Regions from separate parts of the Homo sapiens genome. Here region 2 is linked to region 1. A link is a loop called in an ENCODE intact Hi-C map of the cell type or tissue named here. Cell type or tissue: sigmoid colon. All regions are shown on one strand.

Region 1 (8,000 bases):
CATATTGCTGCATCATATGGAAATTCTAATTTTTTGAGGAACTACCGTACTGTTTTCCACTGTGGCTGTGTCGCTTTACATTCCCACCAACAATGCACAATGATTCCAATTTCATCCTCAGCAACACTTGTTATTTCCTGTTTTCTTGATAACAGCCATCCTAATGAGTACGAAGTGGTATTCCACTGGGATACTGACTTGCATTTCCTAATAATTGATGATGTTGAGCATCTTTTCACTGGTAATTTATATACTGGTAATTTATATATAAATTATCAATTTGGGAGAAATGTCTATGCAAGTCCTTTGCTTATTTTTTTAATTGATTGGGGTTTTTTTTGTAGAGTTTTAGAAGTTCTCCATATATTCTGGATATTAATCTCTTATCTGATACATGATTTGCAAGTATTTTCTCCCATTCTGTGAACTGCCTTTTTTCCCTGTTAATAGTGTCCTTCAAAGTACATATTTTTAATTTCGATGCAGTCCAATTTATCTATTTTTATTGTTGCCTATACCTTTAGAGCCATATTTAAAAAGTCATTATCAAATCCAATTTCACGAAGCTTTTCCCCTACATTTTCTTCTAAGAGTTTTATAGTTTTACATTTAAGTCTGTGATCTATTTTGAGTTCATTTTTGTATATGGTGTTAAATAAAGGTCCAAATTCATTCTTTTGCATGTGAATATCCAGTTTTCCCAGCATCATTTGTTGAAAAGACTGTCCTTTCCCCTGTTGAATGGTATTGGCATCATTGTCAAAAATTAATGACTAGATATTCAAGGGTTTATTTCTGGGTTCTCTATTCTATTCCATTCATCAATGTTTGTCTTTTTGCCACTGTCACACCGTTTTGATAACTACAGCTTTGCAGTAAGTTTTGAAAAAAAGAACTGTGAGTCCTCCAACTTTGTTCTTCTGAATTAAAAAAGCAGTGACACTACCAAATATTTGCACATCAGTATTTATAGCAGTCTTAGGACACAATAGGCAAAAGGCAGAAGCAACCCAAACATCCATCAACAAATGAATGGATAAACAAAATGTAGTATATGCATACAACACAATATTATGCAGCCTTAAAAAGGGAGGAAACTTTGACACATGCTGAAACATCAATAAACCTTGAGGACATTATTATAAATGAATAAGGCAGTCACAAAAGGACAAATACTAAATGATTCCACTCACATAAGGAACAGTCAAATTCATAGAGATAGAAAGTAGAATGGGTTCTTGCCAGGGACTGTTGGAGAGAAAATGGGGAGTTATTGTTAGATGGTTATAGTGTTTCAGTTTTGTAAGATGAAAAAAGTTCTGGTGATGGATGGTGGTAATAATTGCACCACAACGTGAATGTACTTAATAACACTGAACTGTAAAAATGGTTAAAACAGTAAATGTTATATATATTTGACCATAATTTTTAGAAATAAATTAATGTTTGTGAAAAAAGCACTGTGGGGAAAAAAAGGCATATTAAACATGTTCATCTAGTTCTGCCAACATGTGCACCTTTGGAAAACAAAAGAACTTTGTAATATCAAGAGCAATTTAAAGCTACTAACAATCCTTTAAAAATATTTTTAATAAATATATTAGGAAACCAGATTTACACCAACTTATTAATACCTGTTTTCACTCCAAATTCCTGTTAGACATCTCACAATCTATATCTGGTATTCAATCTGCTTGTATGTCATAAATATGTATACTTCAATAGGGGAAATAAATCCTCTACATATTCAATTTCCCTAAGGAATTTTCCTGAATTTTATCCTGTTTTTTTCTTCCATAAAATTAGTTTCAACAACCCAGAAACCAAACCCCCATCTCACAGATTGCCATTCTACAATGGAACCCTGACACTAAATCCAAGAGTATGAGTATCACCCAAATAACCCGTTCTTTGCAACAAGAACATATAATGGAAGATCACTTTCTCTGTTAAAGACATTAATTTCATAATTCACAAAAAATATATAAGAGAGCAAAGATTTTGCTAACACCCCTAAATTTAAAACTTATGCTGGAAAAGCAGCCAAGTGTGGTGGCTCACACCTATAATCCCAGCACTTTGGGAGGCCAAGGCTGGCGGATCACTTGAGGTCAGGAGGTCGAGACCAGCCTGGCCAACATGATGAAACCCCATCTCTACTAAAAATACAAAAATCAGCCAGGCATAGTGGTGTATGCCTATTATCCCAGCTACTCAGAGGCTGAGGCACAAGAATCACTTGAACCTGGGGAATGGAAGTTGCAGTGAGCTGAGATCTCGCCACTGCACTCCAGCCTGGGTGACAGAGTGAGACTCCAACTCAAATAAATAAATAAATAAATAAATAAAATAAAACAAAACGCTGGAAAAGGGACATCTTAAGAAAAAATTAAATTAAATGCCTAAGGTACCCCATGGTTCCAAAATGCTATAACAACTATATTCAAAAAAACCTCTAAATGTAAAGGGAATCAAAGCATGAAAAAACTGTGTTCCTCTTTTTAAAAACAAATAAAACCATAAAGCTTACCTAAATGTATGCTCTGGAAGAATCCCAGAGGACCACCTAGTCCTTTCCCTTCAATTTACTGATGAGGATACTGAGGCCCAAAGTCAACTCCCAAATATTGATATATTATAGACAAAAACTTGCCTTCACCGCATGCCTGTCCTAGTTTTCCAACCTGACTTCAGTGTATTAAAGTATCTGGTTATACAATTTCAGTGATGTTTACATAAGAAAACAAGTAAGTGGTTATATTAGTTTTCCCAAGCTGCTATGACAGGCCACACCTGTGGTGTAAAGGAATGGATACAGTAATGGAAAAACATCAAGTCCCATGAAAAGGCACATGTTTAGGCCTGTAGACTAATTCAGGAGGTCCTCAGCTATTCCTTTCCTCACCTAAATTTCCTCCAATAAGTGGGCCAAATATACACTAAGAACCACAACCAGGCAAGTTATATCAGTATAGAATAATGTTACAAACATACCTTAAACCTGACACACCAAAATCTTATTTTAATAACACACACACACACATACACTCTTTCTCTTTCTCTCTCTCTCAGAGAATGACAATACGAATGGATTTTTTATATGCCATGAGGAATCTGTCTCATTACTTATATGAATGAAAGCATGTGTGACACCAGGCACAGTGGCTCACGCCTGTAATCCCAGCACTTTGGGAGGCCAAGGGAGGCAGATCACCTGAGGTCAGGAGTTCGAGACCAGCCTAGCCAACATGATGAAACCCCGTCTCTACTAAAAATACAAAAATTAGCCAGGTGTGGTGGTGGGCACCTGTAGTCCCAGCTACTTGGGAGGCTGAGGCAGGAGAATTGCTTGAACCTGGGAGAGAGAGGTTACAGTGAGCCGTGATCGCATTACTGCACTCCAGCCTGGGTGACAGAGCAAGACTCTGTCTTAAAAAAAAAAGAAAGAAAGAAAGCATGTGTGGCATTCAACATAAAATCACACATACCCTACAAATCAACTACCTTTAACTGCCCTCTCCCACTCCCTGCTTCCCCAGAGGTCCAGCTGTTGCTCCTAATCAATACATCTCATTACGTACAGTGGTTAAAGCTGCCATTTGGAATGCAATGTTGATGAGGACATACTATTTTCTTTCTTCTAATTTTCAAAGCACTCATACTATTTTGTTCTATCAAAGGACAAGGAAGAGAAGCAGTTTAGTGGTACTAAATCCACACTCATCTGGATCGTCTGGAATACAAAATGCTCTATGCCTCTCTTCCTTTTCTTATAGCATTGCCTCTAATTATGCAATTCCTTCTTTGTCATATCAAGTAGTATTCAGCTTTACAACGTATGTCAGTAACCCACAATCCTTCAAATTCCGCCTTCTGATGGAATATAAAATGCTTTGCAGCAGTTCAAGTGCTGGCACAATGCCAACAGGGATGTTCTCATTTCAAAGGGTAGGCTGCCACCTGCTGACTTGATCCTTTCCCACTCAACATTCAGCACTCCCCAGAAAGCGAACTGATCTGGCACAAGGGTTTTCTTTGCTATGTCATTTAATGCAGTGTGACTTGATTGTTATATTGAACTATATCAACATAATCTTTTAGTTATTTTAAATACAAATTATCCTTTAAAAATCCTAAGCAGACAGTTATGCTTCTGTATAGCTAAAAATTCCTGCCCTATATTCAAAAGGGCAGATAATTTTTTAAGTATATGTTACTTTTTAAATATGCAAGAAAAATGTATTTTAATATATTTCTCTTCACCCTTTCCTTTATTCTTCACTTCTGAAAACAGAAGCTCACTTACTCTCATTAGAAAGTATCAGCGATTTAATTTTTCATCTTGATCAACATCCTCAACCTGAAATTAATAAAGTGTAACTTCACTGCCCTAAAACTATTGTAAAAATTCACAGCAGCTGCTGACAATAAAGCTAAAAGAGTTACTTAGCCATTAGTTAGCTCAGCCTCCTGCCATGACAGGAAACATAAATTTGCAGGTACCCTCTAAGAGCACTGGACTTTTTCAAGTTAAGAGTTAGTTTCTCCCCATTTTAACCTATTTTTTAAGGAAAATAAAATCAGACCAACCTAAATAATTAATGTGAGAGAGGGAAATCCCCTTCCTGAGACAGTAGGACACTGTCTAAGTGAGAGCAAAGGGTAAATTCACTCAACAGCACGCACTTCATAAATACTGCCTGATACAATATTAGGTCCTAGGGATCCATTCTGTGGAACAGCTTAAAGATCTGCTGCCTTTGACAACTTTCTGGTGGGAGTTATGGATTACAGTACAACTTTCAAGATTTAAAAGGTGCAGCGTGAATAGTGATAAAGAACTGCCTGAGTCTGCTTGGAGGGTCCGGAAGAGTTTCACAGGGGAATCTTCTGAAGAAGAAATAGGAGTCTACCAGGTAATCAGACAGGGTAGAGAGACCCAGATAGCAAGTGCAAAGGAAGAGAGAAGAAAAAACAACAGGGGGCTTAAGAGAAACAACCAGTAACTCAACATTAGTTTTAATAAAAATTTTAAAAAGCTCAAGTTCCTAGGTCTGTAGAGTAAAAACTAAAAAATAGATAAAATAAATAAAATAAAAATAAAAGCAGATGAGGTCAGGTAGCTACCTAAGTAGTTCTCAAAGTCTTTGGTAGCCAGGCGCAGTGGCTCATGCCTGTAATCCCAGCACTTAGGGAGGCCGAGGCAGGTGGATCACAAGGTCAGGAGTTTGAGACCAGCCTGACCAACACAGTGAAATTCCATCTCTACTAAAAATACAAAAATTAGCAGGGCATGGTGGTATGCGGCTGTAGTCCCAGCTACTCAGGAGGCTGAGGCAGGAGAATCACTTGAACCCAGGAAGCAGAGGCTGCAGTGAGCCAAGATCGCACCACTGCACTCCAGCCTGGGCGATAGAGCGAGACTCCATCTCAAAAAAAAAAAAAAGTATTTTGTATGTCCTGCTAAGAAATATGCATGTTAAAATCATCACACTGGCAACAAGATAGGGAATGGATTGGAGGGAGGGTAAGACTAAAGGAGTGGTGACTGCTAAGAAAAGAAATAAAACTCTGCAGGCAGAGAAAAATGAAAGATCTTAAGTATCAGGGCAGTAAGAATGGAAAGGAGGGGCCAGATTAGATATAATTATACAACTTCACTGGATGTGGGGAACTAGAAAGAAGGAAGACACTTAGAATTTCCCCAGTGTCTGGCTTAGGTAACTAAATGGATGGTGATATATTCACCAAAATAGGAAATGCACTAGGAGGCATATATTTGCTGGGTGCATGTAGCAGCCTTAGGTGTGGAAATGCTGAGTTTGAAGTGACTGTGGAACACTGAGGTGAAGATGTGCAGTAGAAACTGAATACACAGATCTGAAGCTCAGAACGGAAGTCTGAACTAGAGACAGAAATTCAGGAGTCACCAGTGTATGAGCAGCAGATGGCATCGATAAAATGCCCCAGACAGAAGGGGTAAGCAGAGTGTTATGGATGAGAACCTGGGCAGACAGGCAGCAGAGGACTCAACAGCCTACACAAACCCCTAGATTTTTTGGGAGGAATAAATGAAGCAGTACATGTAATACACTCAGAACAGTACCTGACGCAGTGAGTTGAATAAATATTAGCTATTCAGAAAGCACATGGCATGCTACTACACTGAGTCAGGCAAGATGGAATTGTGAGGTCTAGACACTGCTCCACAGCATAGTTATACTGGATACAGAGAAGACTCAGTTACAGAAGTATAATTCTGTGTTTGAAATATTAGTTAATATATACAAACATATTCAAATACAGTCTAGAAGTATATATACCAAGACGTGTACAGTGGTTATCTCCAAGTTATCTCTGAAAACATGAGCAATTTTTATTTTCTTTATGCTTTTCTATATTTTCCAAATTTTCTACAATGTATATGCATTACTTTTGAAATCAAATGTGTAAAGATTTTTAACTGTTTATTAAAGATCTAAAAGTTTGTAGCAGGAGTCTAAATGATCAGGAAAAATAATCTTTTGCCCAACTACCTCAAGCTCTAAGCAGGTATTAGAAGTAGGAGAAAGCAGACGGACTGGATCCAGAAACTCAACCTGCTATAAATGGAAAAGAAAAGACTAAGCTGGAAGTTCCCAATAAGTGAGATGGAACATGTATGGGTTCTTGGATTTAAGTATAACATAACCTCAGAAAGAGTGGAACAGAAAAAGAGACAACAATTTAAAAAAAAATTTTAAAGACCCTCACTCCTCTTGCCCCGTATGAATACACAAGCAATATAGAGCAATGCCAAAGGAAAGAAGAGAGGGAGATATCAGCTCCTGCCAGCCCTCACGTGAACTGCTTTGCTGAATTCTAAATCAGGTAAGACTAAGACAAAAAATAAAATGTCAAAAGCATTTCAAAGGTATCCCTAACAATAGGAGGTCAAAACACATTCCTTACACTGCAAGTCAGAAGAGTGGGAATTCAAAGATGGACCAAAATGCATTCTGATTATTTTAACTGAGTCAAATGAAATTAATAAAAGCAATGGGCAGAAATCAATCACATGCCAATTAAAGACATCAGCTGGGATAAAACATGTAAGAAGGATAATGTGATGGTTCATTATATGTCAACTTGACCAGGCTATGGCACCCAATTATTAATATTTGGTCAAACACAGGTGTAGAAGTTGTTGTGAAGGTATTTTTTAGATGTGATTAGCGTTTAAATCAGTAGATTTTGAATAAAGCAGATTACCTTTTATAATGTGGGTAGGCTTCATACAATCAATTTAAGGCCTTAAGAGAAAAGACTGCAGGTTCCCGAGCAAAAAGAAATTCAGCCTCAAGGCTAAAACAGAAACCCTGCCTGAGTTTCAAGTCAACCAGTTTGCCCTATGGACTTGCCAGCCAGTTCCTTAAAACTAAACTCACATGAGCCAGTTCCTTAAAAACTAAATCCCTCTCCCTCTCTCTCTCTCTCTCTTCCCGAAAAGATAAAGTTTGCTAATAAAGACCCAACAGGCAGAATCTCCAACTGGAGGCAATGGAATTGAAATTGGCTCAGGCAGCTAGCAATAAAACACCAAAGGTTCTTGGACAGAAGAATGACACAATAAATAATATACATTTAATGACAATTATTTTGGAATCATTTACACTGTATGTGTAATATGAACTAGATCAGAGGGATACTAGAAGACATTTGAGAAAATATAGGCCAAAGGATTCTGCGGGTGGCGTTGGAAATGAAAAGGAATTCATCCATACAATGGGGATATGACAAAAAATTTAGTAGGCATATTTTGTATTTTTAAGATCTTTTAGTAAAAGTTCTATCAGAATACTATTCATATAGGTATTTACTTACCATATTTGTCTCGCAAGCCAACAGTGCATCTAAAGACTCCACCAAAGGCAACATCTTCACCAAATATTACTGAAAAACAGTATTTAAATAATACATTTTATTTAATAATCTCTAAATAATACTAACAATGAGAAATA
Region 2 (8,000 bases), 81 kb before region 1:
AAAAGTCCATTTTCCTGGCACAAGTATGAAATGTGTTTCCAGTGAGAAGTGGCGGCAACCAACCTAGTCGTGTTGGCATATGTACAATCTGCCCCAGCACATTGTTTTATGCCACTTAGGAACAAAGCAAAACGCAAAGCAGAGCCACAGCGCTGACTCAAGCCTCAGAGAAATATAGTACCATGCACTATGTCTCTTGGCTCAGGCTGGCCCATCTGCTCTGATTTAGAAGTGTTTATTACATCTTTCTCCCCAACTTTGATGCATTTGCCCTGAACTCCATAAATCAACAGGCTCAATCCTTCCTGACTCTGGTTAAAAACCCTTCTTCGCTCTAGTTACCAAGCTGTTTTAAGTGGTTTGCTACACGCACTTTTTCTTTCCATAAACCCTGTTATTTTTAGTGAGCATGCATGGAGAATCCAATTTACTCTGCAGAAATGTATATACTCCATTATAGCAGAAATATCTGTGCAATGTATTGCTAGAGATATGGAAGTGGCCTTCAGAAGAATAAAATACAGAAATGGTTAAAAGTGGCTGTGTTTAGGGAGTAGGGGCAGGGAAGGAAGATGATACTTTGCATTATAAGCTCCATTGTACTGTGTGTTTTAGTGCTATGTTAATGGATTGCTTGAATTTTTAAATCTCTTCTGCCACATTCAAAAAAGAAAAAGGAAAGGGAAATACAGAAAAAACTGTAATGATATGATCACAATGCCAAATATAGAATATTAAAAGATAAACTTGAGATGTGAAATAGTTATGTAAGAAACTATATAACTTAATTAAACACATAAAAGAAAATATAAACACGTAAAGAAACAAACCAAGTTCCTAGAAGAAAAAAATGAAAGCACAGAAAGTACGTGTTTGGAAAGATTGACTATTCATGGCTGGTAAGAGTAGCCCCAGTTTTGTTTTGTTTTTTTCTTTTTTCTTTTTGAGATGGAATTTCACTCTTGCTGCCCAGGCTGGAGTACAATGGCACAGTCTCGGCTCACTGCAACCTCTGCCTCCCGGGTTCAAGAGTTTCTCTGCCCCAGCCTCCCGAGTAGCTGGGATTATAGGTGCCAGCCACCATGCCCAGCAATTTTTGTATTTTTAGTAGAGGTGGGGTTTCACCATGTTGGTCAGGCTGGTCTCAAACTCCTGACCTCAAGTGATCCACCCGCCTCAGGCTCAGTGCTAGGATTACAGGAGTGAGCCACCATAGCTGGCCCCAGTTTTGGAATAAACTAGAAAAGTAATATCCTTTTGTTAAACCTTTGTACATCACAGTTTCAATAAATTTTTAAGTTAAATTATCACTGCTCAGCACTGCAAAGCCAGGGTGTTATAATAGAAAAGATAAGAAATTCTTAACGATTACAGAATAAATACAATTTCGTAAAAAAAGCACCAGTTTAATGGGAGAGAGTTAAACGCCATCAAAGAAAGAACAGAAAGTCAACACATTTAGATTTCTTGTATTACACCTAAAATGTTAAACTAAGAACATAATGTACCTATAATCTTTTTTCATTATGAAATGAGGTAACGGATTTCTTTCTTTTCACTGCTATTCGTAACAGTGAAAGCAAACAGTTTAAACAAAATGAAAACTTGAGTCAAACTCAAATAATTTAAGTGTATAAGAGGACACCAAAAACACATCAGGTGGGATGTGAAATGGAACAATATAATTATATAATTTAATCTTGCTTTCTCCAGTTCCATGTGGAAGGAAAAAAAATGCTAAATGAAAGAAAATATGGTAGTGTGATTTACAAGGTGTATACAGGTCACATTTGCCCACCTGTAAAACACATATCTTTATATTATAAAGGTGGGCAAATGTGAAAGAAAATTCCTGACATATGATAAAATATGTTCTAAGCTGACATTTAGAAGCATTTGATCAGCAAAACTCTCAAGTGACAATTTTTATTATCCAGCAACCTGGGTTGAAGCCAGTGCTGTCCCCCACTGGCTGTAAGCTGCTCCACCTTCCCCAAACCTCAGTTTTCTTCCCTATAAAATAATGACACTGATGTCTAATTAGAAGAACTGTTTGAATACAAAAGGAAACATGCATAACATATGTAGTTTTAACTTTTTTAATTTACCATTTACCAGGAACTAAGTCCTATTATGTAAGATACATTGGCCGGGCACGGTGGCTCACGTCTGTAATCCCAGCACTTTGGGAGGCCGAGGTAGGCGGATCACGAGGTCAGGAGATCAAGACCATCCTGGCCAACATGGTGAAACCCTGTCTGTACTAAAATACAAAAAATTAGACGGGCATGGTGGTGCACGCCTGTAGTTCCAGCTACTCAGGAGGCTGAGGCAGGAGAATGGCTTGAACCCCAGAGGCGGAGATTGCAGTGTGGAGATCGTGCCACTGCACTCCAGACTGGTGGCACGGCGAGACTCCGTCTCAAAAAAACAAAAAGTATATATATATAACATTAGGTCAGAACCCATAGTTATTATTTTAATCTTCTTTAAAATGTACCTAAAATGTAAATCATAATAAAAATAGACCCCATGGCATGACTGATAATCTCAGTGTATTTTCTTCCTAGAGGATTTACCAGTTCTTTAATTTCTTTCACTGAAAAACCAAATGCCACGTTATTTTTCAGATGGTTCAACAAATATTTACTGAGCATCTACTATATTCTAAACTCTTCAGGACTCTTGCAGATATAGCAATGAACATAATACACAAAATTCCCTGCCCTCATGGGACTTAAAGGAAGTGGCCAAGGGCTGTCAGGCAGGACAATCAATGTAGTAGCCACATCCCAATATAGCATCCAACAGCCTAGAACTTGTTCCAATTAGTACAACAACTAACTAGTTGTGATCATGACAAAGAAAATCCTACAGGAAGAATGACTTGGCAGGAGGGACCAACTTTCAAATTGTCAGCCATCCTGTTTTGGAACAGAGAAACAAACTATTCTCATCTGAGAGGAGGGCACCGCCCTACCTGTTTTCTCTGCAAGGTCAAACCATATCCAAAATAATTCCAAACTCACACAAAATGAGACCATTTTTCCCTATGCCTAAGGAAAAGCATTTAAGTCTAACAGATCTTTGAATCATTTCTTAGTTTTTTTTTATATTAGAGGCTTATTATAAGCATGAAAGAAATACACATAATTTTTAACATATGACTTAAAATGACTTTATTATAGTCTACCCTCAGAAATATAAACTACTCTCAACAATTAAACACAACATGTAACAAGAATAATTTTAAACCCATATATCCTTGTACGGTCAAGAAGACATATAATTTTACCTAGCAATAGTCTTTGATTACATTTTTAACTAAAGGTTTAGAGAAAAAGAAGAGAGAAAATAATTCTAATTTGTTGTTTTCAATTCACGAGATCATCAGTTATTCTGATATATAAGCTAAACCATTTAGGTTACATTATAATAATGCCCTAGAATAAAACTACTGTCATACTATTTATTCAGAATTATAACATATGTTTAATTTACAATGGCAGAGCCAGGCCCCGCTGTGGAAACCTAGTGGTATTAACCATGAAACTTGGCCTAAGAGAGGCCTCTAGTGGTTATAGGTAGTTACTAGCTCCCTTTCCATCCCAACCCCTCAACTGTTTGAGAATGTTCTTGATTTCATTAACTCACTTTCTGTCCCCCTCTGCTCCCCTCAAACAGACACAGCCTCAAACAAAATAGCTAGTATTCAGTCACGGAATTATTCACTTAAGTTCAAGTAACCAATTTTTAAAATGTATATTTTAACTGGCAATACTTAAATATTAGAGATTCTCTATAGACAAATTCTTCAACTTCTCCATAAAACCAGTTTAAAGCTATTCAGTCTAACAAATCAGAATTAAATTTCCAATTTAATCTATGGGTCTTCAGAACATCTTCTGCACCATTCACAAATACTTGGTGATTAACACCCAGGTGCAAATGCAAAGAGTAAACAAACTTGGTCCTTCATCCAATTACTAAGGTTTGACTCCTTCCCCATTCCAGCTCTACAATTTCCCTTTCCTTTTTTGCTGAAGACCTCTGCTCCCTGATCGTCTCCATTCCCACTAACTCTGCCAGCCTTAGTGCCTGTCCTGCTATTATCCAGTTCCCCCAGTGAAGTCTTCTATAGCAAGAATGGAAATAATTGGGGTGAAAGGATGGGAGGAAAGAATGCTAAATCTAAGAACACTGAGCCCTCCCTCCCAGCTACTGTCACTCCCTCATGCCACAGCTGAATTACTTCTAGCTCCTTTCCCCTAAGGCCTTATCCTGCTCCTATGATAGACTACCCCTAAAATATCTTGAGACTAGAGATGCCCAATATGTACCCAAAGAACAACTATTCATTTCTATGAGTATGTCTTCATCTTCTACTACATAACCTATGTTTAAAAGAGAAAAGAAAGGGAAAGCAGGAAAAAGAGCTGGAGAGAAAAATGGAGGGAACAGAAATGAAGATATTTTCTCTATCATTTTCTAATTTTGTTAAAATTAAAAAAAAAAAAACAAAAAAAAACACTTCCCAAGAACTTCAAAAAGGTAGGAGATTGCTTTGGGCAGAGAGTGAGGGGGAGGGAAGACTGGGAGACAGTATCTTGTAACAGGGTGTATTTGAACAGAGAAGAACCCTCATCTAAAGCAGTGCACAGTGGCTGTGATGGCTACGAAATTCAGGACAGACCCAGTTTTAAAAGCTGCTATACAAATAGTAACTCCCATCTATTCAGAAAATGTAATTATCCATAAAACTCATGTCTTAGAAATTAAGAATAACTGAAGTTTACTGTACAGTCAATTTCACTTTGCCTTTCAAAGTAGATAAATTGTTCCTATTCTAATAAGAATTCAAATAAATAATTTCTATATGCCATTATGAAACATAGACAACCATTAAGAAAAGTCAAATGCAAGGTCAAAGCAAAACTTAAAACTTTTAAATAAATATTTCAATTTAGAATAAACTAATGTATTTATTCATAGAATACTGTTCTAAAGTTACTTTTTAAACTTTTTTATGAGCACCAAGAAGAAGCACCAAATTGAAAACATTTTAATATTACAACAGTTTTCATAGCATTGTTAAACTTTCTCTTGCTAATATTTATTACTTTTCAGCAAGTATTTATTGAGCACCAATCCTATCACAGTCATTGTTGCAGGTACTGGGAATTTTTGAACCAAAAGACAAAAATTTCTGCTGTCACAGAACTTGGAAGAAAGATCAACAATGTAAATAACAAGAGTACGTAACATTTTAGCTCATGCTAATCACTACAGAGAAGAGGAAAGAAGGAAAAGGTGAAAGGAAGTCTTGATAGGATTCAGTATCACATAAGCTGGTCAAGGAAGGCCTTAATGGTATTTGAGTAGTGCCTAACAGAATGATGTTGCAGGAAGTCAGGGAACCCGAATGGAGGGGCCAGCTGGAGCTGTGGCACAGGAACATAAATTGTGAAGATTTCATGGACATTTATCAGTTCCCAAATAATACTTTTATAATTTCTTACACCTGTCTTTACTTTAATCTCTTAATCCTGTTATCTTCGTAAACTGAGGATATATGTCACCTCAGGACCACTCTGATAATTATGTTAACTGTATAAATTGATTGTAAAACATGTGTGTTTGAACAATATGAAATCAGGGCACCTGAAAAGGAACAGAATAACAGTGATTTTTAGGGAACAAGGGAAGACAACCATAAGGTCTGACCACCTGCGGGGTCGGGCAAAAAGAGCCACATTTTTCTTCTTGCAGAGAGCCTATAAATGGACATGCAAGTAGGAGAGATATCGCTAAATTCTTTTAAGGAATATTAATATTAATACCCTGGGAAAGGAATGCATTCCTGGGGGAAGGTCTAAAACAGCCACTCTGGGAATGTCTGTCTTATGCAGTTGAGATAAGGACTGAGATACGCCCTGGTCTCCTGCAGTACCCTCAGGCTTATCAGGGTGGGGAAAAACTCCGCCCTGGTAAATTTGTGGTCAGACCGGTTCTCTGCTCTTGAACCCCGTTTTCTGTTGTTTAAGATGCTTATCAAGACAACAGGTGCACTGCTGAACATAGACCCTTATCAGTAGTTCTGCTTTTGCCCTTTGCCTTGTGATCTTTGTTGGACCCTTGTCAGTGGTTCTGCTTTTTCCCTTTGTCCTGTTCCCTCAGAAGCATGTGCTCTTTGTTAGACCCTTATTAGTAGTTCTGCTTTTTGCCTTTTGAAGCATGTGATCTTTGTATCTACTCCCTGTTTTACACCCCCTCCCCTTTTGAAGCCCTTAATAAATAAAAAACTTGCTGATTTGAGGCTCAGGTGGGCATCACAGTCCTACTGATATGTGATGTCACCCCCGGTGGCCCAGCTGTAAAAGTCCTCTCTTTGTACTCTTTCTCTTTATTTCTCAGCCAGCCAACACTTATGGAAAATAGAAAGAATCTATGTTGAAATGTTGGGGGCAGGTTCCCCTGATAGAATAACAGAGTGAATGAAGGGGCTTGCTGGAGAAAGAACATTTTCTAAAGGGTGGATGGGTGGTAGGAGGTGGAAAGCGATGAAATCAGGTAAATTCTTGTAGGCCATGGTAAGGAATTTGACTTCTCTCTCAATGGGAAATCACTGAGGCTTTTTGAAACTAGAAGGAACATGATATGACTCAGATTAAAAGTATCAACTCTGCCTATGGCAAGGAAAGGTCAGAAGCGCAAGACAGTTGTTAGGTGGCTATGGCCAAAACCCAGGAGAGAAATGCTAGTAGTCTGCAGCAGGATCAAGCAGTGGTCAGATTTTGGACATATTATGTAGGCAAAGCCAGCAGGATATGCTTTGGAATTTAATCTGGGAGGCAGGACACACCAGAAAAAGATAAATTAAAAAGACTGTACGGTATAAAGGCAAATTCTTATACATTTTAATAATTAGCATAATTTAATCTTCAGGTAAAGTTTAAACATGTCAGAATTATAAGTGTCAGTTTTTTCTTCTCTATAGATATGTGAAAATCACCTAGACCTTGTAAATGATTGTGCTTCAGTTCTTTTTTTGCAGTGTTGTTATGTAGTTGATTCTAGATTAAATGACAACGATGCTTGAGAATCTGAGTTTCTTTCAAAGCCTTTTGTTTATTCTCCTGCCAAAATCAAGTTCTTATTTTTGAAGGCACCTTCTCTGAATTTCTCCTTATTTAAGAAAAATCTTCCTTTCAAGCTTGACAGCACCTCAACAGCTATTCGGCCTGGCCACTGTTTTGTTAACACGGCAGCTCACTTTTTAACTCATTTTGAATGTGGTCTGCATGTCAGCAGGAAAGTCCATTAAAGCCCATAACCCTAACCACTGTTCTTACTCCTGGGAAGGCTTGAGAGAGAACAGCCCTACTTATGAGCTCCTGTTTCACATCAGCATGACAGCTGAGCTGAGTTGCAGGGAGAAACTGAACGAAGGGTGTGGACAGAGCTGCATGATAAAAGGAAAATCTTCCTGGCTAAGGACACCAAGGCTCTCTCTCCCTGAGTCCATAAAAGGGCTCACTACAATGTGAAGTAAAGGAAATGAATTAAACAGAAGATAGTGCTTCTTTTTATTTCTTTTTTAAAAATTTTGTTCAAGTTTAACATATATACAAAAAAGGTGCACCAAATGAGTGTTCGGCTCAGTTTTCAAAAATTTAACCTGAATAATCAGCACTCAGAACAAGAAACTGTTACCAGCAACTCATAGCCCTTACACACTCTTCCAATTATTAACCACTCTCATGATAATCACTAGCCTGACTTCTAACATCATCAATTAGTTTTGTCTATTTTTTACCTCTATATAAAATAAATCATTCAGTATGTACTTACTTGAGTCTGGCTTCTTTGTGTTTATGAGATGAATATACATTATTCCATTACATTTTTAGTTCATTTATTCTCATCGCTGAACAATATTATACTTATTATTGATCCATTCTCTAGTTGATGAGTACTTCGGCAGTTTACAGTGTGGGGCT

The links. Peaks named below come from ENCODE experiments on the same cell type or tissue, not always from the same donor. Only the 100,000 strongest peaks of a DNase experiment are listed, where the experiment ranks them.
Region 2: a loop joins it to region 1, with 2.8 times the contacts of the local background. A loop is called at or near these places in 11 of 110 quality-filtered maps.

What each region holds. Positions count from the first base shown.
Region 1 is chr6:80,129,093-80,137,092 of GRCh38, reverse strand. It overlaps BCKDHB (branched chain keto acid dehydrogenase E1 subunit beta), which reads right to left. Exons shown (of 10, transcript NM_183050.4): 3 at 7,864-7,932. Among named protein-coding and RNA genes, the nearest start is that of BCKDHB, 26 kb to the right of the region's middle. In sigmoid colon, a CTCF peak has its summit at 3,990 (motif pointing left); a DNase peak (open chromatin) is centred at 3,942; H3K27ac peaks cover 199 bases.
Region 2 is chr6:80,210,187-80,218,186 of GRCh38, reverse strand. All of the region lies in intron 8 of BCKDHB (branched chain keto acid dehydrogenase E1 subunit beta), which reads right to left. Among named protein-coding and RNA genes, the nearest start is that of BCKDHB, 110 kb to the right of the region's middle. RefSeq lists a silencer at 5,901-6,095. In sigmoid colon, a CTCF peak has its summit at 3,569 (motif pointing left); DNase peaks (open chromatin) are centred at 136, 3,522 and 7,416; H3K4me3 peaks cover 423 bases.